Regions from separate parts of the Homo sapiens genome. Here region 1 is linked to region 2. The links are chromatin contacts, found by Hi-C or POLR2A ChIA-PET in ENCODE. All regions are on one chromosome and are shown on one strand. Each heading gives the region's core, a stretch centred on a gene start or an enhancer-like site at or near the end of the contact. The rest is flanking DNA. Distances are from core to core; before and after follow the strand shown.

Region 1 (5,805 bases), core at 1,008-3,507, 340 kb after region 2:
ATTACCATGTCCTACTGCCACCCTAAGAGACTGGGCTGCCAATACTCACATTGTTAGAGAAAGTGCTGAGCTCAGGGAGACCCAAGCACCTGCCCAAGGTCACACTCCACCTGCCCAAGGTCACACTACTGGAGAGTGGTAAGTGGTGGTGCTGCTCCCTACCAGTTCTCCCCCAACCCAGATGGAAATCTCAAGGAAAAAAGCCTTGCTTCTGCCACCACCCACCCCACCAGCTCAGGAACAGAAGTTGCACATGTGCAGTCATTGTATTAAGCATTACGGCAACAAGAAGTCACTATCACCTTTGTCCTTGGCCGGATGGAGAAATTAATTAAGTGTCACGACTGGACCATAAATAGAACTTGCAGAAAAATCATTACCCCCAGAAGCCAGCAGCACCAAAATAACAAACATAATCAAAGGTGAAAGCAACTCTTCTATCATTTCATTAATCACAGGTCATACTGCTGGCCACAGCAGAGTGGCCCAGAGGTCTCAGTCCAGTCCCATCCAACGTCACCCCTGATTCCATCATGACACGAACACAAGTTCCTGAGTCACCATCTGGGAAGACAGGGCCACAGTTCTAGTCACTGCTTCCTGCAACTGCTTCATGCTGTTGTGGACATTTCTCGAGAGATTAATGGCTCCTATAGAACCTTTGGAGGCTCAGGACTCATTCCTCAGCAAGTGGTCAAAATCTCTGGCTTAAAAAGGACTTCAGAGATAACACAATCTAGGCCCTTGCAGGGTAACAACAACACCCAGAATGACAAGAGGGATTACTAAGAGTGGTCTGTATACAACACGTGCTTAATATGTGTCAGGCACTGTGGTGAGTACTTTATGGGCACCTTTTGTTTAATCCTCAGAACAAAATCTGGATGGTAGATGCTTTTATGGCCCCTGATTGTCTGTGGTTGTTTGCCTTTGTTTAGTGATATGGCAAAGCTTTGCATTTGTCTTGGGCTCTGTGTGTTAGTTGGGTGTGGGCAGACCTAGCCATTCACTCAGAGTCCTCCAGGCTGGGGCTGGTAGTGGGGATAAAAAACCAGGGCAGATAAAGCATGATTTCTGGTCCTGTCGCTGTGGCTTTCTGTAGTTGCCCTGTGAGATTCTGAAGGGCATGGGTTGCCCTTCCTGACATTGCTAACAACAGCCATCCAGCCCCCCAACTTGGTTGCTTCCAGTGATGGGGAGCTCACCACTGCCCCAGGAGGTCCCTTCTCACTGCCATGTGCTCTCTGCTCTCTGCCTGGGAGCTGAAATGTGCAAAACCTCCCCCGACACCCCAGTTTAACACAGAGTAAATCAACCTCTTCTTCCATCACCACAGCCTTTCTCTACGAGGATCTGAGGATTCAGAAGGCAGTAACCATGACCACTCAGTTCTGCCAGCCCTGGCTGACTCCTCAATGTGCAGATTCACAGATGGGCAAGCCTCCTCTGATGCAGGGCAGGGAGAAGCAGGGAGAGGGTAGGATGACCCAACGTGAGATGGGGGTGTTAGAACACAAAGGAAGAAGCAAGTCATTGCCTGGAAGAGGCAGGATAGGTTACAGGGTGCCTGTGGTGCACATGGTGAGAAAATTCAGACAGAGGCAATGCACAGGTAGTGGAAAGTGAAGGTCCTGTTTCCCTCCTCTGCCTTGCGACCTCCAATTCCTGTGAGCTGGAAGTGAATGCTGTTTGCAATTTCTGGCATATACGCATAAAAATGAAATATGTGCACTGCTGTGTGCATCAATATCTGTATCCATATAATTTTGCACACAAATAGGATCACCTTATAGCTACCGTACTGCACTTACACAATTTTAACCATGCCTTGACGCTTCTCCGTGTCAGCATATATAGATCTACCCTGTTGTTTATAGACTGTATAGAATTCCATAGTATAGATGTACCATGAGTTTCTAAAATCCTTCCCCTACTAATGGACACTTAGGATGCTTTTCTCCTGTTTTCTTCTTTTTTTGATATTGTGAATAATGGTGCAATGAACATCTTTGTGTATATATCAGTACATACTTGAATGAGCAATCATCTCTTTCCAGTGGAACTTATGGGTCAAGTATTATTTTTACTAGTATGTTTTGATAGCTCTTGCCAAATTAACTTGGGGTTGGGATCTTCAAGGATCAGCACTGAGGAGGAAGATCTTTCTGAGGAGAGGAACTAGTAGTACAAAATCTTGGTGCTTTGAAAGGGCTTTTTCAGGGTGTTAGGGAACAGAGCTGGTGCTGTGGGCGGTCTGGCAGGTGGGCCTGGAGCGGGTGGGGGTGAGGGATGAGGGGAGGAAAGGGAGTTTGTCTACAGTCGGTCCTGATTAATGCTCCCAGCTTGTCAGTTTCTCCCCTGCTCCTGAATGCCACCATCTGCCATCAACCAGCCCTGGGATCTTGTGTGGTTGAAAAGCCTGCCTTCCTGTCACTATCCTCTCTCTCTCTGTTCCCTTCTCAGCCAGACTGCCCTTCCCTCCTGGGGTGGCACTGCCTCCACAGCCTCCCTTCCAGCTCAAGAGAGGATGTCCACTCCCTGTCTCTCCTCCCAAAGGGCTCACGCCAAACGCCTGGGTACCTTCCACTCCCATGTCAGCTCTGAGCTCCTCTTGGCTCTCTCCCCACAGCATGTGACCACGTGGAAGCCTCCCTCCTGGAGACACGGTCTTCCCACGTCTGTTTCATCTCGCTCTCCTGCTTCTTGCTCTCTCTCTCTTGCTGGCTTCTGTCTGCTTTTCCTTGCTGTGGGCCCCACAGGGCTCTCTCTCTCGCTCTCTCTTCCTGTCATTCATTCCCCAGGTTGAAATACCTTCAATGAATCCATGCCCTCCAAATCATTGTCTCCAGGCCAGCCTGCTTTTTTGCCACTGGGATATCGCATTAGCCTGTTAAAAATGAATCTCTTGGTCTTCCCTTCCCAATTCTGTTTTTCCTTGAGTCTCGCCCATTTTAATAAATGGTCTCTCCACCCACCTAGTTGTTCAAGCCAGAAGCCTGAGGTCATTTTTGAGACTTCTCTTACCTCCTCTCAACACCTCCACATCCCTAGGACCATAAACCTCTGCTCTCCTGCCCTCCCCCACCTGAGCAGCTGTCGTCCCTTGAAGCCCCCACAGCCTCCTCGCTGGTCTCCCTGTTTCCACTATTGCCCCTTTCAATACAGCATCCAGAATGACCTTTTAGAAACACAAATCAGGGCTGGGCATAGTGGCTCATGCCTGTAATCCCAGCACTTTGGGAGGCCGAGGTGGGCGGATCACCTGAGGTCAGAAGCTCAAGACCAGCCTGGCCAACATGGTGAAACCCTGTCTCTACCAAAAATACAAAAATTAGCAGGGCGTTGTGGCATGTGCCTGTAGTCCCAGCTACTCAGGAGGCTGAAGCACAAGAATCGCTTGAACCCAGGAGGCGGAGGTTGCAGTGAGCTGAGATTGTGCCACTGCACTCCAGACTGGGTGACAGAGTAAGATTCTGTCAAGAAAGAAAGAAAAGAAAGAAAGAAAGAGAGAAAGAAAGAGAGAAAGCAAGCAAGCAAGCAAGAAAGCAAGCAAGCAAGCAAGCAAGCAAGCAAGCAAGCAAGCAAGCAAAGATAGATCAAACCACGCACTCCCCCACTTTAAACTCTTCAACAACAACATTTCTTGCCCTGCCCACCTTTCTTGCCCTGCTCTGAGGGATCGAGCCCCGCCTCTCCAGCTGCCGCTGTAACCCACGCCCCTGCTCCCGTCACCCTGCGGGCCTTCATTTCGCAGAACCTGCTCCCCGCATTCCCACCTTGGGGCCGGTCCCTGGCCTCTGCTCAGAACACCCTGAGTCCCACCTGGCGAAGCTTCCATCTCAGCATTACCTTCACTGACACATCTCTTTGATCCACCTCTTAATATAAATGAGGTCCTCTCTGTCCTCCTCATTAAAACTTATTTCACAGAACGCATCACAACGTCTAATTACATGCAATTTCTGCGTTTCCATGTTTAATGTCTGCCTCGGCCACCGGATGTCAGCAGTGCTAGGGCTTGGGTGTTCTGTTCATCCCTGCACGTCCCCATCACCCCCAGTGCCTGGCGTGTAGGGGCGGCTCATTGAACATTAGGTGATCCACTTAGGGTAGAAAAAATCCAGGCTTGATATCAGACATGCCTAAGTTCAAATCCAGGGTTGGCCTCTTACACATTGCGGGGTGATCTTCGCTTACTCACTGCCCAGCTGGGAGCCTCAGTTTCTTTCTACCCTGCCCGGCTCTGGGGGGCTCAGTGATAGAAAACAGACATAAGGGGCTGGGCCTGTGTCTGGCACATGGAAGACACACTGGAAACATGGCCTTCTTTCTTGATTGTCTTTAAGTCATGAGAGGGGCCAAGCCTGGCAGAATAAAGAGTATTCTCATGGAGGGCTGCGGCTCAGAATTCCCATTCTATCCAAAGATGGGCAAATTGGAAGACGGGCAAATTGGCCCTAACTCAGCCACCAACAGCAACCCTCTTCCCCATCCCCCCGACTGTCCAGCAGTTAACTGGCGGGGCCTTCTAGAATCTCCAGAAGACCTCAGCCTCAGCCTTCTCAGCCTTGGGCAGGGCAGAGCAGTGCCCACTCACCAAGTGGACTGAGCCCTATCCTCAAGGTGAGACCCCTCTGAGGAGCTCTTCAAAGCTGGCCTGCCATTTGGAGCGGTGACAGGAGGCAGATCAGTGTCAAAAATAAGACAGAGCAGTGGGTTTCAACTTGACTCACATTAAGAATGTCACGTTAGAGCACAAATGAGAGAGAAGAGAAATGCTCTTTTATGCGGGAGTTTATTTTTGTCACTTTGTCAGAGAGAAACTGCAGCCTGGAGGGCACTGGAGCTGCATCGAATCACCCAAAACATTAACATGCAAATTGCCTTCTTTACAGAAGGTAATTTTATTAGTGCACGAAAATGTTTCTTTCACTGTATTCATGCCTAGGAGCAGTGCTATCTGGGGGCCAGTTAGGGCAACCGCAAGAGAAGAATTAGGGACAGTCCTGAACTCGGTTAAGATCTATTACCTCCCCAACTTGGGACCACCACGTATCCTCGGATGCATGGAACACAGTGCGCTGCGATGTGACAGCTGGCTACCGATGGATGCACAGGCTGGAGGGGGCAAGTGACTTGTTCAAGATCATACAGCTTCTTTTTTCTTTTCTGAGACAGGGTCTCGCTTTGTCACTCAGGCTGGAGGGAGTATAGTGGCTTGATGTTGGCTCACTGCAACCTCTACCTACCAGGTTCAAGCGATTCTCCTGCCTCAGCCTTCCAGGTAGCTGGGATTATATGCAATTGCCACCATGCTTGGCTACTTTTTGTATTTTTAGTAGAGATGGGGTTTCACCATGTTGCCCAGGTTGGTCTTGAACTCCTGACCTTAAGTGATCTGCCTGCCTCAGCCTCCCAAAGTGCTGGGATTACAGGCATGAGCCACCATGCCCAGCTGATCATACAGTTTCAATGAGGAGGCAGAGTTGAGGCCACGTGGCCTGTGTCCAGACACCAGGTGACCAATAGGGAACCATGAGGTCCTGGAAGTTGTCACTCTGAGAGTAAGGAGCCTAGTGAGACCCCATCTACCTATTTGTTCACTCACTTGCTTGATTATTCAATAAGCTTTCCCTGTGCTAGGCCCTGGGCCCCAAACATGAATCAGGCACTGGCACGAGGCACTTGGCCTCCACTGGGAGCAGGTGGAAAGGGGATAAGACACCTACAAATACTTCTGATCCAGCGAGCTATGACGGCTGGGGAGGTGTGCCTGGAATCAACAGAGCAAGGAGAGAGCATGGC
Region 2 (5,570 bases), core at 1,179-3,678:
TGATGTAATGGAAAAAGCACCAACCTTAGAGCCAGAACTGCATTCAAATCCTAGCTGCCATTTAGTTGCTGAGTGCCCATATGTTTCTTGGTCTCTCTCAGCCTTCCTTTCCTCAACTAGAAAATGGGTTAGCCTGAGGGGCTGCTCAGCCCACAGCCCCTCAGGCTCCAGTCTTAGAAGGCTGGACGAAGGCAGGGACGGGCGCAGAATGGGGACAGAGACTGAGTCCGTTCTGACATAGAAGTAGCAACAAGAACAAAAGCAGGGACACAGGCAGGTACCTAGTCTACTCAGTTGGGCCAGGGAACCTCATTATTTTTTACCTCAACCTGTGAGACCAACTCACATAAATGGTCCCACTAAAGGTCTGGAAGTGCTCAGAGGATGAGATTCACAGGCTTCTTCTCCCAGAAGGGCCAGAAGGCAGCCCTGTGGCCCTGGAGTTGGAGTGTAGGAGAGCTGGTGGTAAGAGCTGGGGAAATGGCTGCTCAGAGCCACCATGGCCAGACAAAGGCAGCTCCTAGCCTATGATTTAGGGGACAGGTCTCCTGGTAAGGTGTGGCCACTAGAGAAGTTTGCCCAAATCACGTTGCACACTTCTGGACCTCAGCTACTCCACCAAAAACTGGATCAGGTTGGATCTGAGCAATCTGACATCAAAAACGTTCTCAGGAGTTTCCCAATACATAGAGGAGATAAAGGAAGAACAGAACTGGTTCTGTCTGAAATAAGATAGGGAAGGGGCCAGAGCCCTGTCCTCTAGGTTCCCCTCCCCTACCATGGTGGCCCTTGAGGCAGGATGCCGGGCCTTACAGGACAGAGTTGAAACTTCTGGACTGGGCAATCCCTAGGGACTCGTTCAGCTCTGCCTTATTCAGTCATTGAGCACCTGTTACATGTAAATGAGATAACTTAGATCCACATGCTGCCCCCATCTGGTAGAGGAGGCAAAATTCACCCAGATGTAACTCCGAAAGAGGTAGAAAGTGCCTGATGTAGTCAAAGAAGCACAGAAATGCAGCAGAATAACCCTGTCCTCCACACCCCCCACTCCCAGAGCCCTCCTTCGCCATGCACTTGCATTTCCTTACTCAGAGACTGGAAGGAAGGTCTCCAGTAGTATCCTTATTTCACAATCGGGGAAACTGAGGCTCTGTCTGGGAAGGTGGTTCCTTACTGGCAGCAAGCGGCAGGCCAGGGCTGCACCCTACATCTCCTGCTTCCTCAGACACGCCTGTTTCCAGGTAAAGGAAGGAGGCAGCCCGGCCTGCTCAGGAGCCCGAAGGAGTGCAAAGGAAGAGCAAAGCCTCAAAACACCTGCCTCGGGTCTCGGTTCCTTCCTGCCGGAGGAGCGGCTCTCACACCCTCCGCGCCTCCCAGTCCCTCCCGGCCGCCACAGCGGGAAGATCGAGGAATCTCAAATCCCTCTGCTTCTCTGGCTCTTTGCGCGCTGACATTTTTTTCTTCTTCTTTTTACTGTTTTTTTTTTTTTTACTTTCTTCAAGAGTTTGTGCAATCATTGTGTTTAGCCGTTTTCCTGCCATTTCCAAACGCGGGGTGGTGTCCTTTTCGAGTAGGAGCAAGGTTTGAAGAGTTGGAGGAAACTCCCGCCTCCCATCGCCCCAGTGCTGCAGGCACCCCGGATGCCAAAGTTAGTGTCGGAAACTTTCCCCATGCTGGGCGTCTGACTGAGTCCTCGGCTCTCCGAAGCTCTCTGACATCTCCCTCTCTATTCCCTTCCTCCTTGGGGTTCCTGCGACCCTCACTTTATCCCCCCACTCCCAGATTCCCCTTCCCAGAGGCGCGCCCTTCCTATCTTGTCCTGGGCAAGAGCCATTCCTCTGTCCTGCCCCACAGGCAAGGACAGACCCCTCACTCACTGCGACTTACTTGGTCGCATCCTGTGTCCCCTGCGTCTCCCCTCTCTTCCCCCACCCCAACCCCGCGGACCCGTGGGGGAACCTCAGCTTGCAGCTCTTCAGGCTCCAGTCTTGGAAGGCTGGACAGAGGGAGGGACGGCCACAGGATGGGGACAGAGGGACAGAAACTGGGTCCGATTTGGCACCGAGGTAGCGACAAGAACAAAAGCAGGGACACAGGCAGGGCAGACACCGGGCAGCGCCGGAGCAGCGGCCCGCCTCCACTCCCTCACCACCCTCTCCCAAGCGCGGAGCCCCCCGTCCGTGTCCTGCTCGTGGCCTCCGGGGACCTGGGCGGCTCCCCGCGGGACCCACCTGATCCGCAGAACCAGGGCGCCGAGGGCCGGCGCGCGGTGAGCTGGGCTGAGCAGGACCGCGCCCAGCTCCCGGCCCCGGCGAAGCCCTACGCGCTCTGATCAGCCACCGCGCCGCCTCCGCCCGAGCGGAGGCGCGTCCTCCCGCCCGTGGGCCGGCCGGCCGGGCTTCTGCTCTGGGCAGAGCGCAGCGGGTAGGGGCGCGAGGAGCCGGCGAGCGCTGACAGCGGGCTGCGCCAAGCCGGTCCCCGCCCCGGACACAGACAGCTGGAAGGCCGGCGAGCGAGTGCGTGAGTGAGAGTGTGTGTGTGCCGGGGAGGCGGATAAAATCCCCGGTGAGAGTGGCTGGGCCTCTTTTGCCTTCTCGGGCCTGCACGTGGTGGTGGTGGTGTAGGTGATAGAGCAGGAACCCCGGGCGTTGGAGGATGGGGTGGGGTCTGTGCTGTGCTGCTGGGAGGGGCTGCGCTGCGCTGGCGCACGGCCAAACTCTGGGAAACTCAGAGCCTTGGAGATCTGATCCACCGTTTGTTTCCCGAGGAAGGAAGAGCGCGAATGTAGACAGCGGCAGGCCGGGGCTGGAGTCGCTCTTGCGAGAGTCCTGAGCTCTGGAAGTGAGGGCTGGGCGTTGGGCACCTGGTTCAGGGTCTGCCCGCGTTTGCGCACTGACTTCATGATCTGTGAGCCCAGAGTGTCTCAAACGGGGCTCTAAGGCAGCCCCTAGGCTGTGGAATAACTCTTTAGTAGAATTATGTAGAAAGGAATCCAAACATTCGATTTCAGAGTGTGCGCTTCTGTGCCCAGTGTGGCAGCAATTCACTCAGAGAGTTGCTGTGGCCACAACTGGCTGCCCTCAGTTCTCTTGTCTTATACTGATAGCGACAAGGTCTTCTCACTCCCGCTCATATCAATCTACTTTACAGGTGGAAAAGTCAGAACTTCATTTTGCCATTTGCCGTTGAACGTCATTTTCATAGACTAAGAAATTCGCTTCTTAAATAATTCGGCCGGGCGCGGTGGCTCACGCCTGTAATCCCAGCACTTTGGGAGGCCGAGGTGGGCGGATTGCTTGAGCTCAGGATTTCCAGACCAGCTTGGGCAACGTGGCGAAACCCCGTCTCTACAGAATATAGAAAAATTCCCCAGGCCTGGTGGCGTGCACCTGTAATCCCAGCTACTCGGGAGGCTGGAGACTGAGAAAGAAAAGAAAAAATAAAAAATAAATACAAATAAAAATCAAACTGCCAGGCCAGGCGAGGTGGTTCTAGCTTGTAATCCCAGCAGTTTGGGAGGCCAAGATGGGTGGATTACCTGAGGTCGGGAGTTCGAGAGTAGCCTGGCCAACATGGTAAAACCCTGTCTCTACTAAAAATACAAAAAATTAGCTGGGCATGGTGGCACACGCCTATAATCCCAGCTACTTGGGAGCCTGAGGCAGGAGAATCACTTGAACCCAGGAGGTGGAGGTTGAAGTGAGCCGAGATTGCGCCACTGCACTGCAGCCTGGGTGACAGAGCGAAACTCAGTCTTAAATGAATAGACAAACAAACAAACAAAAAAATCAAACTGCCATGAAAACTACTTTACCCAAAATTTTAGTTCACAGCCTTCATTGGATTATCTATTGGGGCAAACAAAGTAAAACCAGCGAGCTTGTATTGCTATCTCATGGCTACAGTTCCAAGCTATTGGATCTTTGTTTGTGTCGGTATATACATGTCTAGATGTGTTTATTTGTAGGTACACTTACTGTTATATCTTGTGCCTACCAAATTGGCATATAAATAAAAGAGTGCTCATAAATTAACTAAATAAGTCTAAGCAATTTTCAAGTTCATATGACTTAAGTATAACTTTAATAAACAGGCTGGTTTTAAAATTATTGGTAAAATAGAAATGCTTTCAGAATTGTCAGCATACATTTTTGTCTGGACTTTATATTTGTCTCTGCTAAATACTTTGAGGTGTCAGAGTTTGGCATAGAAGGTTATAAAACTATAAACCCAGCCAAAACAAAATGATCTTGGTTTGCGTGCTTTTTTTTTTTTTTTGACAAATGAGAGTTAATTTAATACTATTAGCTAAATCTTCTGAGTTGTTGGCAAAAATAGCTATGTATTTAACTTTGATATCCTTCCTTATGTTTAGGTGAGCACCTGATGCTCACTGGCTATTAAAAACATGGTTAGGCCGGGCACAGTGGCTCACGCCTGTAATCCCAGCACTTTGGGAAGCCGAGGTGGGCGGATCACTTGAAGTCAGGAGTTCAAGACCAGCCTGACCTCCACCTACTGGGTTCAAGGGATTCTCCTGCCTCAGCCTCCTGAGTAGCTGGGACTACAGGCACATGCCACCATGCCCAGTTAATTCTTTTATTTTTAGTAGAGACAGGGTTTCACCGTGTTAGCCAGGATGGTCTCAATCTCCTGACCTCGTGATCTGCCTGCCTCAGCCTCCCAAAGTGCTGGGATTACAGGCATGAGCCACTGGAATATTCTTAATTCATGGCAATGTGTTTGTTTGCATACAGTCGAGCAGCATCATTTGGGCCGCTCAAGGAGAAAGAACCCAGAAACCTAACATGCCAACAATAGGGTAAGAATTTCTTTCTTTTTTTTTTTTTTTTGAGATGGAGTCTCGCCCTGTCACCCAGGCTGGAGTGCAATGGTGTGATCTCGGCTCACTGCAACCTCTGCCGCCTAGGTTCAAGTGATTCTCCTGCCTCAGCCTCCGGAGTAGCTGAGATTACAGGTACCTGCCACCACACCCGGCTACTTTTTGTAGTTTTTAGTAGAGGTGGGTTTCACCATCTTGGCCAGGCTGGTCTTGAACTCCTGACCTCGTGATCCACCCACCTCGGCCTCCCAAAGTGCTGGGATTACAAGTGTGAGCCACCGCGCTGGCCTAGGGTAAGAATTTCCTACCAGTTGGACTTCTGGCCCCTCTCTCTCTCTCTGCAAACTGGTTGAATGACTTATAAAAGATTATAATAATTCATGACAATGCAAATTTTTGTAAACCTTTTACATGTTTGGTAGCCTTCCCAGGATCACATTTCAGTTCTGAGGTTGTCTTTTTTTTTTTTTTTCCTTTGGGACAGAGTCTCGCTCTATGGCCCAGGCTGGAGTGCAGTGGCATGATCTTGGCTCACTGCAACCTCCGCCTTTCATTTTCATTACATCTCTGCTTTTGTTGCTTCATTTTTTCCTTGCTTTGTTTCTGCATTTTTGTCCAATTCTTTGCTCAGAATGCCAAGAACCTACACACCCTCCACCGGTAACACTTCCTTTTTTTTTGATATGGAGTTTCGCTCTTGTTGCCCAGGCTGGAGAGCACTGGC

The links. A loop is a pair of places that touch in the nucleus more often than their neighbours do. ChIA-PET counts read pairs that join two places held with the same protein, here RNA polymerase II (POLR2A).
Region 1: a map of left ventricle myocardium superior shows a loop between it and region 2 (4-fold over the local background). The contact joins the enhancer-like site here to the promoter of GGTA1 in region 2. A Hi-C loop is called at or near these places in 1 of 168 maps with a recorded cell type or tissue (left ventricle myocardium superior). POLR2A ChIA-PET finds 5 or more read pairs at or near these places in 1 of 52 experiments (IMR-90).

What each region holds. Positions count from the first base shown.
Region 1 is chr9:121,835,239-121,841,043 of GRCh38, forward strand. The region is part of intron 8 of TTLL11 (tubulin tyrosine ligase like 11); the gene reads right to left. Among named protein-coding and RNA genes, the nearest start is that of DAB2IP, 190 kb to the left of the region's middle. Within about 2 kb of position 2,258, at least 2 of the 41 ENCODE cell types and tissues checked have a DNase peak (open chromatin) inside an H3K27ac peak, as active enhancers do.
Region 2 is chr9:121,497,416-121,502,985 of GRCh38, forward strand. GGTA1 (glycoprotein alpha-galactosyltransferase 1 (inactive)) reads right to left here and starts at 2,429. Exons shown (of 6, transcript NM_001382585.1): 1 at 2,235-2,429. RefSeq lists silencers at 735-1,029, 2,379-2,478.